Linked DNA regions of Homo sapiens: region 2 is linked to region 1. Evidence: chromatin loops called from intact Hi-C (ENCODE). Cell type or tissue: HepG2. All regions are shown on one strand. Links, peaks and the distances in the headings refer to the core of each region. The heading gives the core; the rest is flanking DNA.

What was found. Hi-C counts contacts between places; a loop is a spot of excess contacts. Peaks named below come from ENCODE experiments on the same cell type or tissue, not always from the same donor. Only the 100,000 strongest peaks of a DNase experiment are listed, where the experiment ranks them.
Region 2: it touches region 1 in a loop (8-fold over the local background); 1 of 110 quality-filtered maps calls a loop at or near these places.

What each region holds. Positions count from the first base shown.
Region 1 is chr5:110,105,898-110,116,793 of GRCh38, reverse strand. No RefSeq gene overlaps it. Among named protein-coding and RNA genes, the nearest start is that of LINC01848, 230 kb to the right of the region's middle. In HepG2, for the core only: no CTCF peak of the experiment used is centred there; DNase peaks (open chromatin) are centred at 6,903 and 9,913; H3K4me3 peaks cover 427 bases.
Region 2 is chr5:110,220,949-110,231,844 of GRCh38, reverse strand. No RefSeq gene overlaps it. Among named protein-coding and RNA genes, the nearest start is that of MIR548F3, 290 kb to the left of the region's middle. In HepG2, for the core only: no CTCF peak of the experiment used is centred there; no DNase peak of the experiment used is centred there.

The DNA of each region.
Region 1 (10,896 bases), core at 2,038-10,037:
TGTGGGGCCTGTCCTCTTCATGGTAAGATATTTAGCAGCATTCCAGGTTTCTACCCACTAGATGCCAGTAGAATTCCTACAATAAACAGAATATTAGCTACCTAAATATATCCACATCCTAACTCACAGAATCTAGAAATATATTACCTTACATGGTAAAATGGGCTTTGAAGATGTTATTCTGCTAAGGATCTTGAGATGGAGAGGTTATTCTGAATCATCCAGGTAGACCAATGTAATCACAAAGGTCCTTACAAGAGGGAAGCAAAATGGCCAAAGTCAAAGAGAGGAGATGTGACAATGGAAAGAAAAATCAGAGTAATATACTTTGATGACAGAGGAAGGGGCTGCAAGCCAAGGAAATGTAGACTGCCTCTAGAAGCTGAAAAAGTCAAGGAAACTGATTCTCCCCTAGAGCCTCCAGAAGGAATGCAGCTCTACCAACACATTGATGTCCGCCTCTAAAATTCATTTCAGACATCTAACCTCTATAACTGTAAGAGAATAAGCCTGAGTTGCTTTAAGCCACTATGGTTGTGATAATTTGTTCACAGAAGCAATAAGAAACTAACACACCTCTGCCCAGCTGCAATAACCAAAAATATCTCCAGATGCTGCCAAATGTTCCCTGGGGGGACAAAACCTACCCCTCATCCTTTGTTAAAAACCATTACCCTAAAAGAAGAATTTTGTTTATTTTCATAGTCACGGGTCTGCAAAATGAATGTACTTCCACTGATACAGCTGGGCGTAGCTAACATGCTCTGTTTGAGGCTGATGGTTGGCTGAACTTTAGCTCCAGGTTGAGAATTCAGCTCATGTCTGCTCGACACATGTTTTGTTTTGGGGCCTGAGCTAAAGATACAGGAGCTAAAGATACAAGAGTACAAGAACATGTACTTCTCATGGAGGACCAGTGGGGTGCAAGGAGCAAGCCAAACTATACAAGCACACTTAAAACTTCTAGCATAATATCCACTCACATTCCAGAGACGAACACCAGTCATATGACTAAACCAATCCCAGGCAGAGAAGTATCCTCTGCTCAAGGAGCCAGGATTCAATTAAAGGAACAACCACTGGAAGATGTATATGATTAATGTATTACCATACAGTCATGCATCGCTTAGCCACAGGGATATGTTCTGAGATATGTGTCATTAGGTGATTTTATCGTTGTGCAAACATCAGAGTGAACTTACACAAACCTATATGGTATAGCCTACTACACATCTAGGCTATAGGGTATAGCCTATTGCTCCTAGGATACAAACATGTACAGCAGTTACTGGACTAAATACTGTAGGCAACTGTAACACAATGGTATTTGTCTATCTAAATATAGAGAAGGGACAGTAAAAATGTGAAATTACAATCTTACAGGACCACCATCATATGTGTGGTCATTTGTTGATTGAAATGTTATGCAGCATCTGAATGTATATATTAATATAGGTGTATCCTAACAAATAAATTAAAATGTGATATAGAGATATGACCTTATGTACTTGTGGCAGTCAGGAAAGGAAGACATATATCAAGAATGTGAAGCAAGAACAATCTGCAGCTTGTGAGACTGAGCTGGAACCTACAGTGATGGACTAGAAGCCACACTGGTCTTCACAGCTTCTAAGACGTTAACTTTTATAATGGAGGTGTCTTTTAGGAGAGTTTTGTGTCCTTTTTCATAGAGATGAACGTGTACCTAGCCAAGAGGTTGGAGAAGCAAACACAAAATGCCCAATAGGAGCTGTAAGGGCAGTGTGCTAGTCTTCTGCCCCACACCAACTGGGTGAGCTAGCAGATAAGCATGAATGCAGTGCCTCAAGCCCTAGACTCATGTCCTCATGCAATGGAATATGGCCTCTCCACTGCTGCCTGCCAAATCTCGCACAAAACATCTCTCGTGGTCCACACCATCTCTAAACTAAACACAAAGAGGATTCTGGGAAATGTAGTTCTATTTTAGCTAAACTGAGACAAAAATCTACTTTGACATCTATATACACTTACCATCCAAATACATCTTTTAACTTACTTTCTCTTCCAAACAAAAACAATTGCAAAATCATGTCTCCTTCTAACTAATGGAACCATATCTCATACAGCCAAAAGCAGACTTTTTCCCCATAAAAGAATATAAAATTCCTTTTTGTCATTAGGTAATATTTATTCCTCTTTTAGCTGAGTCACATATCTGCTTTGATACCCTGAAACTTAAATACTGAGAAATCCAGTTTAACAATTGTGGTAGGTAGACTAGTACCTGCCACACACACATCCTTAATGTGTTCACATCCTAATCCCTGGAACCTGTGAATGTTGTTTTATGACAAAAGAGACTTTGCAAATGTAATTAAATAGAAGATCTTGAAATGAGGAGGCTATTCAACGTTATCTGGATGTATTCAACGTAATCACAAGAGTCCTTATAAGAGGGACAGAGGAGGAGACAGAGGCAGAGAAGGAGGTGATGGGATACCAGAGCAGAGATTGGAGTGATGGGCTCTGAAGATGAAGGAAAGGGCCTCAGACATAGGAATACACGTGAACACTAAAAGCTGGAGAAAGCAAAGAAACAGATTCTCTCCTCAGAGCCTCCAGATGGAACCTGTCCTGTCAACACCTTGATTTTAGCCGACTGAGACTGATTGTGGACTTCTGATCTCCAAAACTACATGAGAATAAATTTGGGTTTAATCACTAAATTTGTGGTGATTCGTTACAGCAGCAATAGGGCACACACAACTAATATTAATATATCATATGTTGTATGGTAAGAAAATTGGAAAGGAGAGAAAAATTATGAGATATATATATATATAACAAATAATATTAAATAATTTTATAATAACAGCAACCCATTGTGTGGTCATACTACATATTTATAATTACCTTCCTCTACCTATTCTATATTTCTTGGCCTCAGCAAGCACCTTTGTCTGGTGAGGGGCCTGAATATTCATTTCTAAAAGGTCTAGGCCATTAGAAGTCCTCCCTATATCGGCCTATTTAGTTCTCTACTGACTTAAATCACAGGACATGGAAATGCTTAGAGGTGTCCCAGGTAAACCTGCTACGTCCCAGATATACTCCTCCTTACTCCATAGTGGAGTAGCAACAAAATTTCCTCTACCTGGTCGGGATCACATATCTGAACCAGTACCAGAACTTTATCTTTGATTGTAGATTTATTGACATAAAGAACTCAACGTTTCCAGGGAGATTTTCAACTTCCAGTTTGTGGAACCATTGCTGTATCTCCTGCCAGAAGCATTTCCTCATTGTTAACTAAAACTTCTAGACCAGCAAATCCTAGGGATGGAGAGATGGAAAATGAAAATTTCACTAGTGGAACGTTAGGGTTAATAGAGGAGCCACTCCCATTTCCAGCCCTTGATCCCCAGACCCATGAATATGGCTATTGAAGAAACAGCACAGAAGTTTAACTGATTTAGAGCATATACAGCACCCTGGAGGACATTTTCTCCAGACCCTCAAGGTACTGCCAACCAGTTTATGCTTAACTGAGTCTTCAAAAAATGGTTCCACAGTTCCATCAGGCCAGCTGCTTCAGGGTGATTAGGTACATGATCAGACTAGTGAGTTTCACTAACATGACCCCATTGGCACCCTTCATTTGCTGTAAAACGAGTTCCTTTGTCAGAAGCAAAATCTGGTAGAATACCATGTATGGGGAATACATCCTGAGATAACTCTCAATGAATGACACCCTTGTATAATCTCTCCATAAGTGTGTGTGACATGTGACTTGATTCTAACCAATAGAATACGGCAAGGGTAATGGGATGTCACTTTCATGATCATATTTTATTATAGAAGTGTCCATCTTAACAGGCTGGAGGGAGAGATTAGCCTGCTGGCCTTGCAAAAGTAAGCAGCCATATTTGGAACTGCCTATGGAGAGGACCACATGGCCAGGAACTGCAGGTGGCTTCTAGAATCTGAAGGTGGTCTCCAGATAACGGCCAATAAAAAGCTGTATGAGTTTGGAAGCCAATTCTTCCCTATCCAAGCCTCTAGAACACACAACACTGTGATTGCAACCTTTTTAAAATAGCATATAAATAATGCACACACTTTTGACTCACAGAAATTGTGAGATAATAACTGTGTGTTGTTTTAAGTTGATAACTAGGTGATCATTTGTTATGCATCATTGAAGATTTATACAGCATGACAGTGAATAGGACATGCCTTAAGGCTATGAATTGTGGTTTTGGTAGGGAAAGCAAATGCCTGCATCAGTCTAATCACATCTCCCATTAGCATAGAAGCCCCCTGAGGGTGATGACTATGTCTTTTACATTCTCCACAGTGCCTAGCACAACTTATTCCTCCTAATATGTGCTTAAAAATTATTTTTTGTTGTTAGACTACTTCAAGAATTAATTCACATCATTGCAGAAAACTGATGTTCATCTGCAGTGTGAAAATCACAATGCCAATCACAAATATTTGTATTCCTACTAAAAGTGAACATTAAATGGAAAGAGTCTTCCTCACTCCCACCCTCATCCCTTTTCTTCTTTTTGAAACATACCTTTCCTTTTTGCATTAGAACCAAGACTACATATTTAGTTTTCTGATACTATTAATGCCTAAGGCATTGTAATAGAAACTACACTAGTCCTGGAAGGAATTTAAAAGGATAAAGTAAACCAGTCTTATTTCTAAATAAGACTGTAATTAAGTCTGCCTAGAAAAGTGAGTACATATATTCTCTCGAGAAAGCACTTGAGGAAAAACTGGTAGGATGGAAAGGTAGAAAAGGAAAACTCAATCTTTGGTCCCTGGTTGACTGCCTCCCACTCCAACAGTTTCTGTCCTTGTAATGATCATTTCTATGGTGCCTTTTGGCATTCTGGAGGAGAATGTAAATGTTTTGTCCTGATATTTCTGGTTCTTTTCCTCCGAATTTAGAAAGAATGGAATTCCTTTGTATTATTTAAAATAGTTCCCTGGACCACCACATTTGCCTTCTAATTGGTATCAACTATTATGTAGCAGCAATTTTTCATTTGGGATAAAGTCACCTCATAGAACAGCCATTTAGGTAAAACAAAGATATTAGAGAATGTAAGGACTCTAGGGCTTTAGAAAGCCTTCTAATTCATTCCTCTGACCTCCAATATGAATACACAATCCATCACTGGAGAGACTTCCATGTTTCAAGATTTTAGAAAAAAAAAATCCTATCTCCCTAATTTCTCACTTCACTGGGCTATGTACTATAAATCACTATGAACTTTTTCTGGAGGGAGGTGATGGTGATGATGTGGTTTAGTTTGGTTCGGTTAATTCTTTTTTGTTCCTTTATAATCAAGCTGAAATTATTACCTAATTATCCTTCAGTATTTATTTTCTAACTTACTTCCGTGATACTTGCTCAGAAACTATACTTGTCTACTCTTTAATTATTTGGTTAGTGACTTTTGATTGGTCTCTGTACTGTCCTCAATCCTCTTGGGTACTACCAGAATAGTGTAGATGACTCTAGTAAATAAATATGTAAGTATGGGTGAATTTACCACTGCACTTTTCTCATTTTCAGTATTTTCAGCTTCACACTTCTATTCCTTGTATACAACCACAAACATGTATACACCACAAACTTGTGGAACTCTGGTCAAGTTTCAAACTGTATTCAAATGTTATTACCATAAATGATATAATTCTTCCCTCTTCCGTGTTCCTATTGCTCTTTATACTTATCTCTATTAGATTAGAAATGTTTTCTTCTTTAGACGCATATGTATTTCTTATACATATTAAAATATAAACAATCAAGAATAGGAAGTAGAATACCCGTCTAGAGTAAATTCTCAATAAATGTGGAAAAGCAAAGGAAAAGAGGAAGAAGGGAAATTAGTTCAGATTTGGAGGAGGACACAAAGATTATAAAATTCAACCATATTTTACAAATGAGGAAAGTAAAACAATAAGAAATTAAGTGAGCCAAAGCCTTATACCTATTGAGAGGCTGTTTTGGACATTCATGAATTTGGGGGAACCAAGCACCTTGTAACCTCATTAGTTTGCTAAGAGCTCTCTGACTTTTGACCCTTGACCATCCAGGACTTTTGTTTGAACTCTTAGAGGAAGAGAAGCTGTTCTACCAGCCAGCCTTGAGCCTGGAAGGACAGGAGCTTTTGGCAGCCATTATACCACCATGTGGAGCCTGAGAATAACAAAGCTGAGAGGTGAATCGCGGCTGAGTACATTACGGCTTCTTATATCCCCAGATCAAGACAATCTGTAGAACAAATATGTTTACTCTGTTTTTTTTTTTAAAGCTTGACTTCAGTTTTCTGACTTGGTCCTAACTAAAAATCATGCAGCATTTGAACTAAGTATAGGTCTTATAACTCTCAACCTGTATTCTTTTCATCTTGGTACTGCCTGTCTCCTCTTTGCTGATAGTGCTTTCCTTTTCCTTTATCAATGTAAAAACAAACCTCCTCTACTTATTTTACCAAGAAGTAGGAAGCTTCCACGTTTTAATGACAACCTTGGTATCTTTGCATGGCCCTGCGTCTGATGAATGGAAGGATTACCTCACTGTCTCTGCATGATTACATTCCGATTTATCTATCGGCCCAAACATACTTGCTACTTAAAAAATAAAAGTACAAAGATTCAATATTCCCAGAGACTTCAGTCTCACTCCAAATGTGTTCCAGTTTCTATTTATTCAGAGTTTTGAAAACCAGAACCCTAGGGAGTCCTGAGGTCTGGTACACACATATGTATGACCTTATCAATGCAGAGTCAGAAATTCTGTGCATTCAGAAAGCCCTAAGTCAGAGGTGGTTCCTCGATCACCGTAGGATTGATTTCTTCAGGCTGTTCAGGTGACTTTTGTGACCTTACCATTGCAGCAGAAAGGGTCATATTTGCTCAATAACTGATCGGGTGGCTGTGTGGAAACACAATTCAAACTTCTGTCCTCCCTGGCTAGGTTGGTAACAGCTAAATGAAACCCAAGGGAAATCTCACATCCAGAAAACAGCAATACACTCTGACCTGCAGTTGATATTTCAAACATAAAATACAATTAAATCTGCTAAAGATCTCTGCTTAGCCTGGGAGAAGCTTGCAACCATGGAAGAAGAGAGATGTGCAAATCAATTTACATTGTGGCAACTTAAGATTCAAAAATATTGTATACTTTAAGGTATATGTATAAGAATATTCATTCCAACATTGTAGTGGCAAATTAATCAAAACAGGCTAAATTGGTATTGGAGCAGCTGGTTAAAAAAATTACAATATCTGCCTCAGTGAACTTCTTACAACTATTAAAATGAAGAAGATTGGTCTCTATGTCCTAATATAAAATTACCTCTCAGACAACTTCTTCAGTGACTAGCACAAGGGGCAGGATAATGTGTGTAGAATGCAACTATTTATGTTAAATGAAGGAAGAAAGGGCCATGTGAATCTGTGCATACACACACACATATACACACACATACACACACACACACACGCACACTTTGCTATGCAAAGAATATCTCTGAAAAGATTCACAAGAACTAACATCAGAGGTTGCCTCAGCGAAGGGGAACTGGAGTACCTGGATAAAGCTAGGAGGGAGAATAACTTTCCAATGTATTTCCTTTTGCACCATTTGAATCTGTGTTGCATGCCTCCACATTGCCTAATAAAAATAAAACACAATATTCTAAAGCCACACTTTGATTTAGAGTTTAAAAATGAAAACACTAAGATTTCATATTTCTTTTTTCCTTTAAGGCAAAAGCAGGACCCTTCCACCTTTGTTACTTGCTTTTGAACAAATAGGAGGTAGTATTTTTAGACTTTCTCCCTGGAGCCGAAAGCTCACAGGATTAAAGCAACCAAGGAAATATAGAGAAGTAGGAGCCCAAGTTCTATGTTCTAAATATTTTTCAGTCATGAAGAAACTAGCTTTTTCCCTAATGCTTCTGTTTATACCGGTAGGAGCATGCACTAAGGTAATTTCTTCTTTTTTCTTGCTGGATTAAAGAATGTGCTTAATTCTCTCTCTCTCTCTCTCTCTCTCTCTCTCTCTCCCTCTCTCTCTCGCTCTCTCTCTCTCTCTCTCTCTCTCTCTCTCTCACTCTCCCCCTCTCCCAGAGAAGTTTCTGTTGTTCTTTCCCTCAAAGTGGACACACATCTGAACACAGCTCTAGTGCATTTCTGCTGGAAGAAGCAAGAAGCTATTAACGGTGGCACTTGAGGCCGCTGTGCAAGTCCATTACCCCAGAAATAGATTAAACCGAGTTTCCAGAAATGCCTTCCTCCAGCATTACATTCTTACCTAAAAGAACGTGGGCCCTATTTAGCAGGAGATAGATGTTCTTATCTCATTTCACTGACAAACTAAAGTGAAATAAATAAAGACAAATAAAAAGGCCACCTCCTGAGAATTTGCTTTGCGTCTTTTATTTCAAATCACATATTTGGGATGGGGTTATTTTCTTTCTCTTCCTCCCTCCAACTGCCACCTGCTCTGAGGTTCTTTTTTTTTTTTTTTTTTTTTTGAGACAGAGTGTTGCTGACTCTCAGGCTGGAGTGCAATGGCACAATCTCGGCTCACTGCAAGCTCTGCCTCCCAGGTTCAAGCCATTTTCCTGCCTCAGCCTCCCGAGTACCTGGGACTACAGGCACCCGCCACCACACCTGGCTAATGTATTTTTAGTAGAGACGGGGTTTCACCATATTCGCCAGGATCGTCTCGATCTCCTGACCTCGTGATCCGCCCTCCTCAGCCTCCCAAAGTGCTGGGATTACAGGCGTGAGCCACCGCTCCCAGCCTGCTCTGAGGTTCTTAATGGCACTGCTTAGTACTATGGCTCTGAAATATCTAGCATGAGTTTACTCTCTGACATGGTGGAACCAGAGCAGAACAGTAAAGAGAAAGATTTAGCCTAAGCCTTTGTTACCTGGAAGCAGTTTGCATAAACTCCAGATACTCATTCCCACAGCTGTTCCTTAGGCACAGAACTGAACCAGTGGCCAGTTCTAAACAGGCTCTAACTGGTAACAAAAGTATATAAGTAGAAACCCATTTGTTTTGCTTTCTCTTTCCCTATCGTCTTCTACTACTTTGGTTTTCCAAACGGCGAAAGATAAAGTTCAATTGTGCCCTAGTTACTACTTAAAAGAGGGGCTTAGACGGGGCTAAATATAGTTCAAGCTGAACCTCGCCTCATTCCCAAAAGACACACAGTGCTCAGAAAGTTCATTTCCAATAGTAGTGTGAGAGATTCCTTCCATTCAATATATGGGGAAGAAAACCATGAAATAAGACTAGAAGGTATATTTGTCAAGTTTAATAAGAAGGCTACAGCAGGGCAGTCCCCCGCAGACTCTGTTCTGTCTTACACAACACCTCAGGCATCAGATGTGATAAGGGACATCCTGTCACATACGATGAATATCAGGATTTGAGACTGAGGGGGTGGTAAGATTTCCTTGTCTTTAGATCACTTGTTCTCAAACCTGGCTGCACATGCATTTTTTTTTACACCTGAGACTTCCCCTAGAAATTCTGATTGGGTGGTGTTGAGGTGCAGTCCAGGCATCTTCATCTCTAAAGGATTCTCCTATGGAACTAGACTGAGCACTGCAGCTGCTGCTAGTGAGGATACTTGTGGGTTGGGACTAGCTTGATGCCATCTCCCTAGTTAAAAGGACTGGTCAGACAAACCTGGATAATTTATCATCCTCTGCACCATATAGCACTTTACTCACTGCAATACACTCTCTCATCACAGCCCTGCAGGACAGGCAAGAAACTCTATTTATCTCCATTTTACAGAGGAGAAAACTGAAGATCCAACAGACTTGCCAAAGGTCAGTTGCACATTAACTCAGAGGCAGCTCTGGAACTCCAAATAAAGCCTCTATTGTCACCATAGTTTTCGCTACAGCCCTACAGGTTCCTCCAAGCTTAAAGTCCAAGATGAGCAGTTTTGGTGCTAGCAACTATTTTGCTTCCTAGAACTAAAGGAAAAAGAAGCATGAAACCCAGGATACACCTAAGGAGTATAATCCCTTAATTTTAGAGATGAGGAGATTGAAGCACAGTGACTTGCCCAAGATCACATAGCTAGCTAGCGAGAAGAAAAGTAAACAACAGTGGGACCGTTATCGGAAAAGGGTCCCAATTCAGACCCCAGGAAAGGGTTCTTGGATCTCACATAAGAAAGAATTCAGGGCGAGTCTCTAGAGTAAAGTGAAAGCAAGTTTATTAAGAAAGCAGAGGAATAAAAGAATGGCTACTCCATGGTCAGAGCAGCCCCCCAAGAGCTGCTGGTTGCCTATTTTTATGGTTATTTATTGATGATAATGTTAAATAAGGGGTGGATAATTCATGCCTCCCTTTTTTGGACCATATAATATAACTTCCTCACATTGCCATGGCATCTGTAAATTCATGATGCTGGTGGGAGCGTAACAATGAGGATGACCAGAGTTCACTCTCGTGGCCATCTGGGTTTTGGTGGGTATTAGCCGACTTCTTTATTGCAACCTGTTTTATCAGCAAGGTCTTTATGACCTGTATCTTGTGCCAACCTCCTATCTCATCCTGTGACTTGGAATGCCTTAACCATCTTGGAATGCAGCCCAGTAGGTCTCAGCCTCATTTTACCCAGCTCCTATCCAAGTTGGAGTTGCTGTGGTTCCACACCTCTTATAGGATCATAGTTAATGTAGACCAAAAGCAGAGCAATATGTAGGGGAACTGTATACCTCTTTCTTGGGGTTTCAATAGAAGGCAAAGTGATTACTGCACAAAGAGCTGCTGTGTATTTGGAAGAATGCCCACTGCATTGAGAAATGGACCACGGGGAGGAGTAGCCATACAAATCACTGAGGTCACCT
Region 2 (10,896 bases), core at 1,862-9,861, 120 kb before region 1:
GACTATTTTGGTAGAGTTTTTAAATTTTTCTAGTTATACAATCATATCATCAGGCAGGGACAATCTGACTTCCTCTTTTTCAATTTGGCTACCTTTTATTACCATAGCTTGCCTAATTTCTCTGGTTAGGATCTCTAGTACTATGTAGAATGGGAGTGGTGAAGATGGGTATCCTGGTCTTTTTTCTTGTTCCACTACTTAGAGAAAAGGCTTTCAACTTTATCCCATTCAGTATGATGTTAACTATGGGTATGTCACATTTGGCCTTGATTATTTTGAGGTGTGTTCCTTCTGTGCCGAGTTTTCTGAGAGTTTTTATCATGAAGTTTTGAATTGTATCAAATGCCATTTCTGCATCTATTGAGATAATCATATCTTTGATTCTGTGATTTGATGTAGTATGTGTATTAATTTGCATTATGTTGAACCATCCTTGCATTGCTGGGGAAAATCCCCCTTAATGATGCTGTATTATCTTCTTGATGTACTTTTGAATTTGGTTAGGTAATATTTTGTTGAGGAGTTTTGCATCTATGTTCAAGAATATTTTCCTGTAGTTTTTGTTGTTGTTGTTCTTGTGTCCTTGTCTAACATTAATCTCAGAGTGATACTGGCTTCTTAGAATGAATTAGCTAGAATTCCCTCCTCTTAAGTCCTTAAAATAGTTTCAGGAGACTAAGCATTAGTTCTTTGTACATTGGGTAGAATTTGGATGTGACTTCATCTGGTCCTGGGCTTTTCTTTGTTGGGAGACTTTATTACTGATTCCATCTTGCTGCTCACTATTGCTCAGTTCATTTTCTATTTCTTCCTGATTCAATCTGGGTAGGTTGTATGTTTCCATCAATTTATCCATTTCCTCTGGGTTCTTCAATTTGTCAATGAACAGTTGTTAATAATAGTCTCAGCTCATCCTTATGTTTTTGTGATATCAGTTGTAATGTGTCCCTTTTTATTTCTGATTTTATTTGTTTGAGTCTTCTCTCCTTTTTTCCTGGTAAGTCTAGTTAGAATTTATGTATGTATATAATCTTTATGAATAACTAACATTTTGTTGATTTTTTGCATTTTTGGTCTCTATTTCATTTTGTTCTGCTCTGATATTTATTATTTCCTTTCTTCTGCTAATTTGGAGTTTAGTTTGTTTTTGCTTTTCTAGTTTCTTGAGGTATATAATTAAACTGTTAATTTGAAATCTTTCTACTTTTTTGTTCCAGACATTTCTTGCTATAACTTCCTTCTTAATACTGCTTTTGCTGTATCCTACAGGTGTTGGTACATGATGGGTCCATTTTCATTTGTTTCAAGAATTTTTCTGATTTCCATCTGAATTTCTTCATTGACCCAATGGTCATTCAGGAGCATGTTGTTTAACTTCCATGTATTTCTATAGTTTCTCAAGTTCCTCTTGGTATTAATATCTAGTGCTATTCCACTATGGTCTAGAGAAGATACTTGATATGATTTTTATTTTTAAAATTTTTTTCAGATTTGCTTTGTGACCTAACATATGGCTCAGCCTGGAAAATGTTCCATGTGCTGATGAAAATATGTATATTCTGCAGCTGTTGAACAGAATGTTCTATAATTGTCTATTTGGTCCATTTGTTCTAATGTCCAGTTTACATTCAATGTTTCCTTGCTGGTTTTCTGTATAGATTATCTGTCTAATGCTGAAAGTGTGGTGTTGAAGTACTTCACTATTATTGTATTACAGTTCGTCTCTCTCTTTAGATTTAGTAATACTTGTTTTATGTATTTGGGTGCTCCAATTGTTAGGTACATACATATTTAGAATTATTATATTCATTTATCAGATTGATTCTTTTATCATTATATATGGCTTTTGTTGTCTTTTTAAATTTTTTTTTTGACTTAAAGTTTGTTGTATAGATACTCCTGCCTTTTTTGTTTCTGTTTGCATAGAATATCTTTTTCCATATCTTTACTTTCAGTCTGTATGTGTCTTTACTGGTAAGGTGAGTTTCTTCTAGTAAGAACATAATTGAATAATGTCTTTTTATCAGTTGAATCATTCTATATCTTTTAAGTAGATAATTTGATCCATTTACATACATGGTTATTACTGATATGTGAGGCTTTGTTCCTGTCATATTGTTCACTGTTTTCTGGTTGTTTTATATAATCTTTGCTCTTATTGCTGTCATGATGGCTTGGTGGACTTCTATAGTGTTATCTTTGAGTCCTTTCTCTTTCTCCTCTGAGTCATTGCTTAACCACTGAGCTTTATACTTTAGTATTTTCATAATGGTAAATATTCTCTTTTCACTTACAGATGTGGGACTCCCTTCAGCATTTCTTGTAGGATCAGTCTAGTGGTAATAAATTTCTTCAACATTAGCTTGTCTGTGAAAGACCTTATTTCTCTTTCATTTATAAAGAATAATTTTGCTGGATGTATTATTCTTGGCTGGCAGTTTATTTTTTTCAACACTTTGAATATTTTGTCTCTTTCTTCTCTGGCCTGTAAGGTATCTGCTGAGAAATCTGCTGTTATTCTGATAAGGTTTCTTTTATAGGTAACCACATGATTTTCTCTTGCTGTCTAGTATTAATTCTTTATGTTTGACTTTAGATAATCTGACTGTAATATGTCATGGAAACCGTTTTACATTGTATCTGTCTGGGGATTGCTAAACCTCCTGTATTTGGATTTCTAAATCTCTTGCTAGACTTGGGAAATTTATATGTATTATTTTATTAATTGTGCTTTCTAATTCTTTCATTTCTCTTTAACCTCAGGGATTCTAAAAATTGAAATGTTCAGTTGCTTTATGTTCCAAATGTCACAAAGACTTTGGTCATTTTTTTATTCCTTTGTCTTTATTCTTGTTGTACTGAATTATTTCAAAAACCAGTTTTCAAGTTCTGAGTTTCTTTCTCCTGCTTTACCTAGTCTAATGTTGAAGCTTTCAAGTGTATTTTGTGTTTCCCTCAATGAATTTTTTTCAGTTCCAGAATTTCTATGTGTTTCTTTTAAAGTATCTATTTGGTAAATTTCTCATTCATATACTGAATTGTCTTTCTTGTTTATTTGTAATTTTTAAGAATTCTTTTGTATCTTACCTTCTTTAAAATCAATATTTTATCTGGAATTTCAAAAATGTCTTTTTGATGAAAATATACTCCTGGAGAATAATTTGGTTTCTTTGGGATGTCATATTTACTGGCTTTTTAATGTTTCCTGCATCCTTACATTGATATCTGTGCATCTGGTGTACCAGTTGCTTCTTCCTATTTTTGAATTTACTTTCACAAGGTAGGACTTTTTCATAAAGGTGTATCTATGGTGTTTGTTGGGTAGCACACTTTGGCTTTGATTCTGGGTGCATGCAGTAGTGGTATCTGTATGATTTATTTGGCTGTAAACAGTGCTGGGGTATACGTGATTTATTTGGCACATTGGGGTGAGATTATTAACGGAAGCTGTTTGGTGAAGTTGCACGGGGGCTTGGGATGCCAGTTGAGCAAATTTCCAGGCTCCAGTGATGGCAGTGGTGTGCTAAGCATGCCTATATTTGTGCCAAATAGTGATTTATACTGGCACTGGGTTGGCAGTTATTGGTGGACCAATTCTTTGGCCTCCAAGCGGCTTGATCAGCTGCTAATGGCAGCAATGGTGAAATGGGTAGGTGGGTGGGTTCTGGGGCCCCTTGGAAGCTGGCATAGCATGGGTAATGGCAGTGGTGGGATGATTATCTGAGTCTTGAGCAGCATACATTGATTTTGTCAATGGCTGCGGTAGGCTGGGTGAGTTAGTCTCCAGGCCTGCTGATGACTCTTGAAGGTAGGTGTCAGTTGAGGTAACAGCAAATGGGAGTTTAGGCCCAACTCCAGGCTTCTGGGAGGAGTGCTGAGGTGCCCAAGATGTTGACTGGGCTGGGCAATCCCCAAGACGCTGGGCTATGTGCTCTGTCTTGGGGAGGTGTAAGGCAGGCTTGTGCTCAGGCATCCTAATGCTGAGAGTAGGAGGCACCGCCCATGGTGGGCAGGGGTGGGATGATTCTCAAACACAAGGCAGAGTGTTCAAGTGAGCCATGCTGAGGTCCTTCCACTGGAGAGGTTGGGGTGACCTTGCTGGCTATAGCCTGGGTAAGCAGGTAGGGAAGATGTTTTTCTCTTATGCCCCAGTTTGACAGGGCTTACTCCCCAACCCCAGCTGCAAAAGCCCTTGCCCAGTCCCTAACTAAGTCTCACTGGCAACTTGTGCCCTGCTAGCATTTCAGTCTCAGTCCTGGCAGTGCTTACTTCCCAGCACCAGCAGCTGCGGTTCATGCCTCACTGGCTTCTCAGCCCCAGCTGCAGGAGCACTCCCAGTTTGCACTGCAGTCTCAGTAGCAACAACACATTTCCCTAATGCCCCAGACCCAATGCTTCTGGGTCCCAGAACAGAATGCAGTCTGCCAAAAGTTAGGTTTGAAAATGGCACCTTGCAGCGGCTGCTTAGGTCTCAGAAAGTGTATAGAATCCAGCATGAGCTCCCTCTCAAGAGCAGTTTCATACCATGGTCTCCTGGTGGCTGCCTGTGTCAGCTTCAGGAGTTAGAAAGGTCAAGGGCCTCTCCCATGACCAGAATTGTATGATTCTTTGGAGGGAATATGGGCCACTAGAACTCTCTAACTTACCTTTTCCCTGCATTAGGAAGTCACTTACAGGTTCCATCTGATCCTGACCAAGTAGGCTGTCTCTCTTACCTCTCTGTTCCCAGTGTTTCCTGTCACTTTTCTGCTCAATTCCATTGCCCTCTCTTGGATATTGCATTTGAGGTGTGCTTATCTGTACACTCCTTTGGCTCTTTTAAGTGCATGAAGTGAGCATGAAATGCAACTAGTCAACCATCCTAAAGCTTCTCTTTCTCTGTTTCAATAGGATATAAAACTGTTATTTTTTAAAATGAAACATTTTCATGTGGGAAAAAAAAGCGGACTTTTCAGAAGTAAATGAAAATCATGTGAAATCCTATTACCCTGAAATACTTGGAGTTGACCTTTATCTGACTACTCTTTAGATATCCCTCTAGGCAAAAATATTTACAGTACTGAAATATAATTTTTAAATGGCATCATATTACACATGCTCTTTTGATTTCCATTATGGTCATTTATTTGACCCATGAGGTATGTAGAGCTTCCATTTTTTCATTTTCAAAAATATTGGGTGTTTTAATCATATTTTTGTTATCAATTTCCAAGATAAATTTAATCTGGTGACAGAATTTGATCTGTATGATAGTGATTGCTTTTATATTAATTGTTGAGGCTAGCCTAGTATATGACAAGTTTGATTACATTTTATAGACATGGTTGAAAGGAATGTTGGTGTATGTTCATTGTGTCAGGAGAAATCTGTAAAGATCTTCCACTGTGATTTAAGATTTGTCTCTCCTCTGGTAGTTCTGGCCATTTTTTCTTTATGGTCTTTAAGGCTCTTCTAGTAGATACAAGCTTAAAATATTTATATCTTCTGAAAAAAGTAATTATTTTATCATTTCATAACTTTATATATTTTGTCTATTATTATAACTATGTAATTTTTCCTTTCATTAGTTTTTATCTAATATTAAACTTCCATTATTTTAGTCTAAACCTTTATTTTAATTGTCTTTTAAATATGGCTCTGATAAATGGCACAAATTTACATTTTTATCAAACTTAACAATTTCTGTTCTTTTTTTTGGTGACTTTAGCCCATTTACATTTATTGTAATTATAAGTATATTTAAATACTTTACTACCATCTTTGCTTTCTATCAAACTTGATTTATCGATGCTTTTTTCTAATTTTATTTCTCATGTTAACATTTTGGGATACTGACTTTTTTATTTCACATTAAAAACTCTTGCACATGTTTAACATTATTGGCCCTTTTGTACTTACGTGTACTTTTTCATAAAATTTGAGTTCATGACCTTTTTTGAAGTCCATTTTATGAATCTCTTTTTTATGATCATCATTTTTTCTGTTTCACTTCAGCAATATCTTTGTATTTCAAGCATGTTAAAATATTCAGAAGACTTCATTTTGCCTTTTGCATTTAGATCCACTGTTCATCTGAAATTAATATTTATGTATTTGTGAAGCAGGAGGCAAGCTTTATTATTATTATTATTATTACATTGTTTTGGTTATTTATTTGCCTCAATATTATTTATGAAAAATATCTTTCTTTATTCACCATCCAGCAGGCCCAACTTTTTTTTGGAAATCAAAAGGTCTTATATGCCTAGCATGTAGACTCTCCATTCATTCCATTGGTTACTTTTTCTGTCCATACACCATGCATTATTTAAAACAACAATTCTATATTTAGTTCACAATTTTGTGGATCAAAAATTGGGGCGAACTCTAGTGGAAGTTATTCTGGTCCTGAATGGGTTGTCAGCCAGCTGCTAGTCAGCTAGGAAGCTCTTATGGGGTTTGCCTGCCTATTGATTGGAGCAATAGGAGAAAGAGAGCCTCGTCTTTCTTATCATCTAGAAAGCTAGCCTTGGTTTTGTACACAATATTAGCAATAATTCAAGACAATGAGTAGATATGTGCAAGTGCTCTTAAGCCTAGGCTCAGAAATAACACAATGTATCTTCTGCCACATTCTACTCACAAACTTAACTCAGATTCAAAATGTAGACAGAAAGACTTCAATCTTGATGGGAAATGTCTCAAGGTGAAATTACAAAAGGTAATGGATACAGGAAAGGGCATAAATAAAGCCTCTTTTGCAAATAATCAGTAAATAAATTTTGCAAATAACCAGCCTCTCTGGATATAATTATTCACATTCTTACCATATTAAAAATATGCTGAGCCCAGCTTAATACCTTCTAAAAGTTCCATTCAATCATAGTATTATATGTGAAGCCTGGGTCTCATGATTTACCTCATGTCTAAATGCAGATTTTGGAATTTAGCTTCTCTTAATCTGGGATCTATAAACTAAAAAGAAAAGATTGAATATCTGATCTCCTACACACCCAAAGAATAAAGTGAATACAGCCTTTATCTGGTTTTGAGAATGTTCTAGATCCCTGAGTCCAATTCATTCACTGACAGAATGTTTTTCTGGTCAAAATTTATGCAATAGTACCAAAAATGAAATCAGCAGAGCTACATAAAACTCTATTAGTTGTTTTTATAGTACTTCTGTTTACATCAAAATTATTCCTGGCTGTATTGTTTGTCACTATGTGAGTTGACAGAATTCAGTGTATTCGATAAGTCCTGATCATTTCTATTAGAAGTGCAATGGATTATAAACTAGAGAGAGAACTGATTCCCAGCTACCATTTGCTGTGAGGTCCCCAACACAGACATGTCTTTTTCAGACTACCGAAGTTCACGAAAGAAGATATAGAAAAAAGTTTCTGGTACTAAGCTAGGTATTGAAAATAAAAACTTTAAAGATTGATATGGGCCCTAAATTTTTGGAGAGTAATGGCCTTTATAAAGGCTCTGTTAGACTTCTAAAACTCTTTTTTTAAATACGAATATTTGTTTTAAGATGAGAGAAGAGATATAGCACAATAGCTCCATGGTATAGTGGTTATGTTTAACAGAGATGCTGTTGTTTGATGTTAGTTGTGGGTTTATTGATCCTTTTCAGCTACAGCAGTTGGTCTCTAAGAATTTACAGTGATAAGAGATCAGTTATTTTCCATTTATCCAATGAAGTCCTGTTCATCTTTTTCTTTTATTGCTTTTCTTTTATTGTTTCCCAACACAATATATTTTCTGGCAATAAGAGTGATATTCTGTTGGAAAGAGAGGACAAAAGGAAGAACTAATTTGTCTTCAATAATTATTGTCAAGCAATTGGGTAACAGAATCAATAACTTCTGTTAAATTTTTGGTGTCTCAACCTAGAATTTATTCTCTTGAAAAGCTTAAATCCAGGAGACACCTGTTGAAACCTAGCACCACTGAATTGTAGAGTAGAAAAAACAAGTCATTCCTCTCTAACAGCCATTCATAACAATATATCTCTTGAAATGAAAAAGTAAGTCTCTTTGGTTTCAGGATTACAAGGAGCTTGGCTAATGGAAATGGCACATCCTAGAGTTACATGAAAAATCAATAATCTTGGAACAATGACCATCAAAACGATTGTTGATTAAAAAACAAATAGGCATTAATAAGATGGCTGACTAGAGTTATCTGTACTTGTTCCCCCCATGCACACACATAAAGAGACTCAAACAATAAATGAACAGCTATAACTTTACTGGAGGAACTGGGAAAGTATACTGGAGAGCACCAAGAAAGCAGTAAAATCCCTGCTGTGTATGGAAAACAGGGTAGCACCATAGAGGGGGGCAGTGAGACATACTGCCTCTACAGCACTGTCTCCCCTGTCAGGATTGGCTCAGAGTCAGGAGGAAATTCTTATGGGGAAAAGGTAAAATAAGACCTCAGTAGTTGCCACTGATGCCACAGGGACTAGCAGTCCTTGATACAGGAAAGTCCCTAAGTCCTCAAAGACCCTGGATCCAGTTTGGCTAGTTACCAGAAGTTTGTGCAGCTGCATTGTCCCAGAGTAAGAGCCCATGGTGACCCCCACTCCCCACTTTTTGCAATCTAAATTGTTAATGCATGGAACCATCGTGAAACCAAAATCACTGCTAGAGTGCATCTTATCCTGAGTGCAAGTAGCCACTGACTCTCTTCATGCTTAGGCCCCATTGTCATTCTACCACACTCATGTTGATGACTGCAGCACCAAGATCTTGGCTGCCTGGAACCTAGACCCAACAGAACAAGCAAGGACCCAGTTTCTAAACCCATGCAGCACAACACTCTCTTCCAATAACAGGTGGACTTAAACAGTGGGGAAGCTTCCTTACAGCCAACTGTCCAGCTATGCCCACATGTGCCTGCACTGCTCAGCCAGCCAGCCCACCAGCACACCTGCATCCATGACTGGCCCAGTGGTGTCTGCCAGCAGCCCTGCATCCCTGAAGAGTCAGCCACACAGCCTGCTGGCTTACTTCTCCCATGAACAACCAGAGTGACAACCAGCCCAGTAGAGACACTCCACTCCCACCCCCAGAAATCCTACTGTACAAACTTATTGGTTTGCCATGACTGCACGTACTATGTCTGACAAACAGCTCAGTGCATTTACTCCCAGCAAAATCATGTCACCACCATCACAAACTCCTGTAGCCTAGGTCACTGAGGCAATTGCTAACATTGCTGACAAGGACTACGGCTAAAGAAACTTAATGGAGATTCAGTTAAGCTGCTAAGTTCATTCTAAAACAAAGCCAACTCACCATACCCAACTGACATCCTGGGACCTATCTACAGGAAAAAGTCTCTCTTTACAAGAACTACTCCATAAAATTGGAAACACCAACTGTCCTGCTAGATGATCAGACATCAGTATAGAAACACAATGAAAAGAAAAATCTAGGAAATGTGACACCCTCAATGGAATACAATAAGTCTCCAGTAATAGACCATGAAGAAAAACATATTTATAAAATTTCTAAAACAGAATTCAATGTAATAATCTTAAGGAAACTCAGCAAGATATAAGATAATGTAGACAAACAGTTCAGTAAACTCAGGAAAGCAACTGATAACCTGAATAAGAAACTCAGAGAGATATATATCATTAAATAAATCTTGAAGAATTCAATGAATGAAATAAAAAATACAACTGACAGCTTCAACAACAGACAAGATCAAGAAGGAGAAAGAATTTCTTAAATTGAAGACACATCCTTTGAAATAACTCAGTAAGAAAGGAAAAAATAATGAAGAACAAAAAGTGACTGAAGAAAGTCTATGGGACTTTGAGACAACATTAAGCAAGCAAAAATGGCCATATACCATCTAACGTTTCAGTCAATGATTTAAATACATATAAAACAGTGGTCCCATAAGATTATAATACCATAGTTTTTACTGCATCTTTTCTGTGTTTAGATATGTTTAGATACACAAATACTTAACGTTGTGTTGCAGCTGCCTACAGTATTCAGTTTAGTAATAAGCTGTACCAGTTTGTAGGCTAAGAGCAATAGGCTATACCATATTTCCTAGGTATGTAGTAGCCTGTGTCATCTGGATCTGTGTAACTACACTCTATGGTGTGTTCCAAACCAAAAAAATTTAATGACACGTTTCTCCAATAGTGTTCCTATCATTAGGTGATGTGTGACTGTGATTGTTTATAGGAGTGTCAGAGGGAGAAGAGATGGGGAAAGGAACAGAAAATTTATTTAATAAAATAATAGCTAATAATGTCTCAAGTCTTTGGAGAATTGTGGACATCCAAATCCAGGAAGCTCAAAAGTTCCCAACTTTATTTAACTCAAAAAGATCCTCTCTAAGTAACATTACAGGCAAACTGTCAAAAGTCAAAAGCAAAGAGAGGGAATGCTAAATGTTGCCAGAAAAAAGCATCAAGTCACATGTAAAATAAATCCCACTGGCCTATCAGCTGATTTCTCAGCAGAAATCCTATGGTCCAGGAGAGAATAGAATGATATATTCAAAGTGCTGAAAGAAGATGAACTGCCAATCAAGAATATTGTCTCTGGTAAAGCTATCCTTAAGAAAATTGGAACTGGAAGGAGAAACAAAGACTTTCCCAGACAAGCAATAGCTGAGGGAATTTATCACCATTAGGCCAGCTTTACAAGAAATGCTTAAGAAAGTGCTCCCGCTGGAAATGACATGATAATTACTATCATAAAAACCCATAAAACTATAAAACTCGTATGTAGAGGTAAATTAATAATCAAATTCAGAATATCCAAGTGCTGTAATGGTGCTATATAATAAATCTGTCAATCCTCTAGTGTGAAGATCTAAAGTAAAAATGGCCAAAAACACAAAGCTATAATTAATGATTATTACACAACAGACTAA